Linked DNA regions of Homo sapiens: region 2 is linked to region 1. The links are chromatin loops, found by intact Hi-C in ENCODE. Cell type or tissue: gastrocnemius medialis. All regions are shown on one strand. Links, peaks and the distances in the headings refer to the core of each region. The heading gives the core; the rest is flanking DNA. Region 1 has its middle 74 kb from the start of LINC02971. Region 2 has its middle 24 kb from the start of TARBP1.

What was found. Peaks named below come from ENCODE experiments on the same cell type or tissue, not always from the same donor. Only the 100,000 strongest peaks of a DNase experiment are listed, where the experiment ranks them.
Region 2: it touches region 1 in a loop (13-fold over the local background); 10 of 110 quality-filtered maps call a loop at or near these places.

Annotation. Positions count from the first base shown.
Region 1 is chr1:234,882,181-234,885,095 of GRCh38, forward strand. No RefSeq gene overlaps it. Among named protein-coding and RNA genes, the nearest start is that of LINC02971, 74 kb to the right of the region's middle. RefSeq lists a silencer at 1-34 and an enhancer at 418-487. In gastrocnemius medialis, for the core only: no CTCF peak of the experiment used is centred there; no DNase peak of the experiment used is centred there; H3K27ac peaks cover 792 bases.
Region 2 is chr1:234,501,796-234,504,710 of GRCh38, forward strand. No RefSeq gene overlaps it. Among named protein-coding and RNA genes, the nearest start is that of TARBP1, 24 kb to the left of the region's middle. In gastrocnemius medialis, for the core only: no CTCF peak of the experiment used is centred there; no DNase peak of the experiment used is centred there; H3K27ac peaks cover 2,500 bases.

The DNA.
Region 1 (2,915 bases), core at 245-2,744:
GCCGCGCAGCTCAGTGGAAAGACCACAGACTCAAGGCTTGAAATCTGCATCCACCACTTAACTAATTGTGTGACAACAGGAAAGACACTGAAATGCCCTTAGTCCTTCTCATCTGTAAAATGAGAGTAACACCTAATAGTGAAAGTTCCATAATCACTTTTTGTATCATCAGTCTAGACAGAGACCTGATCTCTACTATGTAACCAAACCACACACTTCATGCATTTCAAATCACGGGGTCTCTCTTGGCTCCTGTTGTTCTTGATCATGTTTTGTCACAATTTTGTTCATTTGCTTCATGTTGTTCTTCTGTCTGAGATGCACTCCCCATCTTTCTGCCTGGAAAACTTCTATGCATCCTTCAAAACCCTGATCAAAGTCCAACTCCTTTAGGAAGCCTTTTCTGACACCCCTGTCGCATTTCTTAGCCTTCAGCCCTCAGCACAGACCTCCTCAAACCTCAGAGGCAGTGCCTTCCTCGTGGTCACTTCACTGTCTGTCCCAAGTCTCTCTCTCCCCACCTCAGGCCCTGAGCTCCTCAAAGTCACTCTGCCTCCTTCTGCTCCATGCATACACAAGGTAAACCTCGAACAGCACTCATTCAGTAGAGGTTATCATTTCCTGTGAGACTAAGCCCACCAAGAAATCCTTTAGCCTTTCCTTGAGCACTAGTTGTTCTGCATCCTCCCTCCCCATCCGCAGGTGCAGGCAGGTCTTGATCTGACAGAGGTTCAGAGGCTGACCGTGCAGCCCCTCTCAGCTCTGCCCATCTGAACGCTGTCCTCAGGCCTGTCTGGCCTACATTCTCAAACTAGGAACAGAGGTGCATGGCAGGCAGGGGTCTGATGAGATGACAGCCAGGGGACATCAATCACCAGGGCCTAGCAGCGGTGGCACCCTGGGTGCTCTTCCTCAGGAACCGCTGCAGGAACTCTCAGTTCTGCCCAACATCATTTACCAAGGGCCTGTCTGGGACAACCGCCACCAATGGGTGCCTGTCCCACGCACATCTCACCACTAGCAAAACCCAGGGCTGAGGGCTGTGCAAGGGTCAGATTATCTAGAGGACTTACTGCTGCCCTTCAGAGCAGCCATGAGGCTGGACTTACCAATTCTCTTGTAGAGAAGGCTTTGTGGTCCTGGCTCTCTCCATGGGCTTTGCACAGTTGTTCCTACTAAGTTTTTTCCACAGCAGGCTGTGGACATCACAGGGAGGCAGCCATGTTTTTTGGGAGCTCAAGGGTCATTGTGCCTGGGGTCTAAGTGCTGAGCAGAACAGTGAGGAAAGACAGAACATACAGGAGGGCACCAGAGGTGCTTAGATCATGTGGGGAAGAACATCCGGAGGTTAAAATAACTTTTCTTACTCCCTATGTCATCTTTGTGGGTTCTAATGCAACTTCAGGATCTGTTTGCCTTTAAATTCCTTACTGGACAAAGTCAAGTGGACAGGAGTAATTTGGAATTCTTATGTTCTTTCTGACCAGGTACATATGATTGATTATTAAGTATTTCAGAGAGAGTGCAAAGGATCATCCTCAAGGGTTGCCCCAGTTAAATGTGAACAGAATCAAAAGTCATAGCTTCCACCCCATACAATGTTAAGGCATCACTCTGTCATTCATTCCTCCATCCAGTATTTACTGAGCACCTAGTATGTGCTCTGTACTAGGTTCTGAGAGCACAGTGGTGAGGAGGACCCACATGCCTCCTATCCTTCATAGGAGGAGAAAGGCACAAACCAGAAAACCCCCCCAACACACACACACATACACATATATTAACAAGGGAATGAGTGCTTTAAAGTTCAGGAATTATAAACACAAAGAAATGTGGTTATAGACATGGTTCATGGAAGGCTGGAGGGCTGTGGACTTTTCTCCAGAGGAGTAATATTTCAGCTGCATCAAGCAAGATGTGACAGTGGCAGGTGAAGGGGACCCGGAGCAGGTGGGAGGAGAAGCCCTCCTGGCAGAGGGGTCAGGTGTGAAGGCCCCGAGAAAGGGTGGCAAGGGCTTGGCACATGGAGGGATTGAAGAAAGGTGAGGTAGCAGGAGCGTGGCATGCAAACGCCAGCGGCACAAACTGCGCTGGGGAGGAGAGCAAGGGCTGAAGGTGCAGAGCCTTGGACACCATCCTAAGGAGTGTGATTTTTTTTTTTTTTTGGTCCCTCAGTGCAATAGGAAGCCCTAGATGGGGCTCAGCAGAAAGTGACACATTCTGAGTTATATTTTAGGAAGTCACTTGGGCAGGAGGTGCAAGGGTAGAATCAGAGAGACCCATCAGGAGGGCACAGGTGCTGGTGGCCTGAATGAAGGGACTGGCAGAGAAACTGCTGTGATCTGGAGAATGCTGGATATGTGGCTCCAGGGCCCCAGAGGGAAGACCTCATACTCACCTCCACTTGGCACATGCAGAGGAGAGGGGAGCCTCTGGTGCCATACTCAGAAAGGCAGATGCTGGCAAAAGAAATCAAAGAAGAATGCCTCTCTGGACGCATGGACCTCTGAGTCCTGCCATACCTGGGCTTTGTCCAAGACTGAGGGAGCAAGCTGGACTGGGCAGGAGCAGGAGCAGGACAAGTCAGGGCCTTCCCCTCCTTCCATACAGCCAGCCATGGTCCTGAGGCAACCAGGGACCAGCACTTACACAGACCCTGCCTGGAGGTTCTGGTTTCCCCAGCCCAAGAAGCCAAGGTCATTCATGCCTTTGCTGACCTGTGGCCTCCCCATGGCCCTGTCCTAGTGCCCCAAGGCACTAGCCTCCAGCTTCCCAGGCCACATGTCCCAGGCTCCTTCATGCCCCACTGCAGTCTGTACCTGGCCCCCAGGGGCACCCATGCCTGCAGAGACTGCCCAAGTGGTGGATTATCAGCCTGGCTCTTCCCTCCTGCACCCTCAGCCCTGCAACAGAGG
Region 2 (2,915 bases), core at 274-2,773, 380 kb before region 1:
GGCCCTCTACAAATCCCAGGTGCCGTGGAGTCTTTCAGAGCCAGTCAGGGAATAACTTGGGGAGAGAGAGAGAGAAAAGGAGGGAATGATTTAGGAGGTGTGCATATTCATTTGCAAATGAAGTTATGGAAGTTGCTAGTGAGATTTTTATTGGTAATTAAGTGATAATGCCTGTGTAAAGCTGCTAGAGTTGGAATTCCTGTAAAATACTGAAGGGACTGAGGCCCTTTTGAGAAATGTCTTATTGTTTAGCATTTTCAGAAACAATTTAGGTTTCTGTAGTATCTTATATCCTGTAACTAGTAACTCCTCAAAGCATTCTTGCGAGGCAGGTCGCTGGGCTAACCTATTTGTGCACCTCCAAAGATTGTTCATTTACATGTAGAGGGTATGTTAGATGACACCTCTCTCTCTCTCTGTGACACACACACACACACACACACACACACACACACACGCTAGGATAGAGGATCAAATGTCCTTCACATGGCATGGCCAGGTAGAGAGTGTTTTGTTTTGTTTTAAATCATTAAGATCCTGTATATGATTAGCTTGAGATAATCCAGTTTAATTAGTGGAATTAGAGGAATTAGGAAGGATCCAGGTATGGTGACTACTGAAAGACCTTGAAAGAATTTATGTTTGGGGCCGGGTGCGGTGGCTCATGCCTGTAATCCCAGCACTTTGGGAGGCCAAGGCACGTGGATCACTTGAGGTCAGGAGTTCGAGACCAGCCTGGGCAACGTGGTGAAACCCCATCTCTACAAAAAATACAAAAAAAAAAAAAAATTAGCCAGGTGTCGTGGCACACGCCTGTAATCCCAGCTAGTCAGGAGGCTGAGGCAGTAGACTCACTTGAACCCAGGAAGCATAGGTTGCAGTGAGTCAAGATCGTACCACTACGCTCCAGCCTGGGTGACAGAATGAGACTCCATCTCAAAAAAAAAAAAAAAAAGAAAGAAAGAAAGAAAAAAAGAATTAGCATTTGAACTGCTATGACTGCTATGTAAAAAAGTAATCACTTTCTTCCCTTGCTGGCTGGCAGAGGTGGCCCCAACATCCACAAGGCTGGGAGAAAGTATCAAAGGAGAAAATCAAGAACCTGGCCCCAGTTCAAACTGGATAGTAAGCCCTTGATTAATTAATAACTGCCTCTTCTGTAAATATTATTTGATATTGAGAGAGAGACTCACTTATCTACAAATGTGCCTTGTCTGTAGTGAGAGGTCAGCCAGGACAGGTAGGTCAGAGGGTGAAGTCCAAACTAAGCAATTCCAATGTATCAATTTTTTCAAGAGCATACTTTATTGTTGTTAACATATAAAAAGAAAATATGTTAAATTAATACATATCTAATCAAAAGTCTAAAAGAGTAGTGTGCTCACATACCAACCATGCTGGAACTCAGCTCTTATTAGCTACCTGTTCATGTGGGAGGTGGGTACATGTGAACATGCCTGATATAATGTCAGGGTGTGGGCACGCCTCCAAAAGTTAGAGGGTCTGGGCTCCAGGAAGTGGGTAATGCAGCCCTGGGCACTGGGGGAGGAGAGTGAAAAAATGAGCCATTAGGGTCAGAAAGGAAAAGGGAGAGAAAATTTGGGAACAGGAAAGGCGTTTCATTTTAAGCACCTGGTGCTTAATCCAGGATTTTGTAACACATCCTCACTTTTTCTGGAGGTTCCTAGATTATATCCCCTAAAAATACCATAAGTTTCCTAAGCCCAGATGATGTAATAATCCATGTTTCATGGACTTCCCTCTGCCATTGGCTGGTTGTTCTGTTGTTTTCTGGAGAATAAAGTGACTATGGAGATCTTGAAGGTGATGGACACTTAACCAAGGCCTGTTAATGAAAATATGAAGGGTATTTTGGAGATGACTATTTGCTAGGAGTTTCCAGAGATGAACTGAATTGTCGCATTATCTGTACTATTATTAGTCACAGACTTTATCCATTTTTTCCTTCCCTTGTTTAGCTAATTCTAGTACTTCCTGAGGGATGTTAGTTTTAAATTTACTACTGATGGCCAAGACTAAGTTTCAGGCCAAAAATCTTAGTTCTTGCAAGACTATAAAGCCAAGTCATCTTTTGGAATTATCCAAAGACGTATAACAGAGGACAGGAGAAAACAAATGTCACCCACTCATTTAAACACACAAATACACATTTATAATGGCCACCACACACTGAAAATTTACTAGATGAGTGACACTCCACTGTGCCCATTTAATAATGGGATCAATGAACAACTGAATAAACCGATTGCTGTATTTTGATTGCTAGCTCCTCTTTTTTCCTCACTCCTTGTTCCCATTGTCCTTTTAGCTTCTTTATGCTCTGTTTTAGCAAGCTCATCAAAGATTTAAACATCTGCTTTTTGTCAAAACATCTCAAATTTATATTATTTTCTGTGACCTTTCTCCTGTGCCTATAAGATATCTTTACCTATCTGATATGGGTTGGCTGTGTCCCCATGCAAATCTCATCTTAAATTGTAGCTCCCATAATTCCCATGTGTCGTGGGAAGGACCCAGTGGGAGGTAATTGAATCATGGGGGTAGGTCTTTCCGTGCTATTCTTGTGACAGTGAATAAGTCTCATGAGATCTGATGGTTTTATAAATGGGAGTTCCCCTACACAAGCTCTCTCTTGCCTGCTGCCATGTAAGATGTGACTGCTCCTCCTTTGCTTTCTGCCATGGTTGTGAGGCCTCCTCAGCTGGGTGGAACTGAGTCCATTACCCCTTTTTCCTTTATAAATTACCCAGTCTCGGATATGTCTTTTATTAGCAGCATGAGAACAGACTAATACACTGTGAACCCCGAAAATTTGAGGTAGGTCTCGGTTAATTTGGAAAGTTTATTTTGCCAAGGTGAGGACATGCCCGTGACACGGCCTCAGGAAGTCCTGA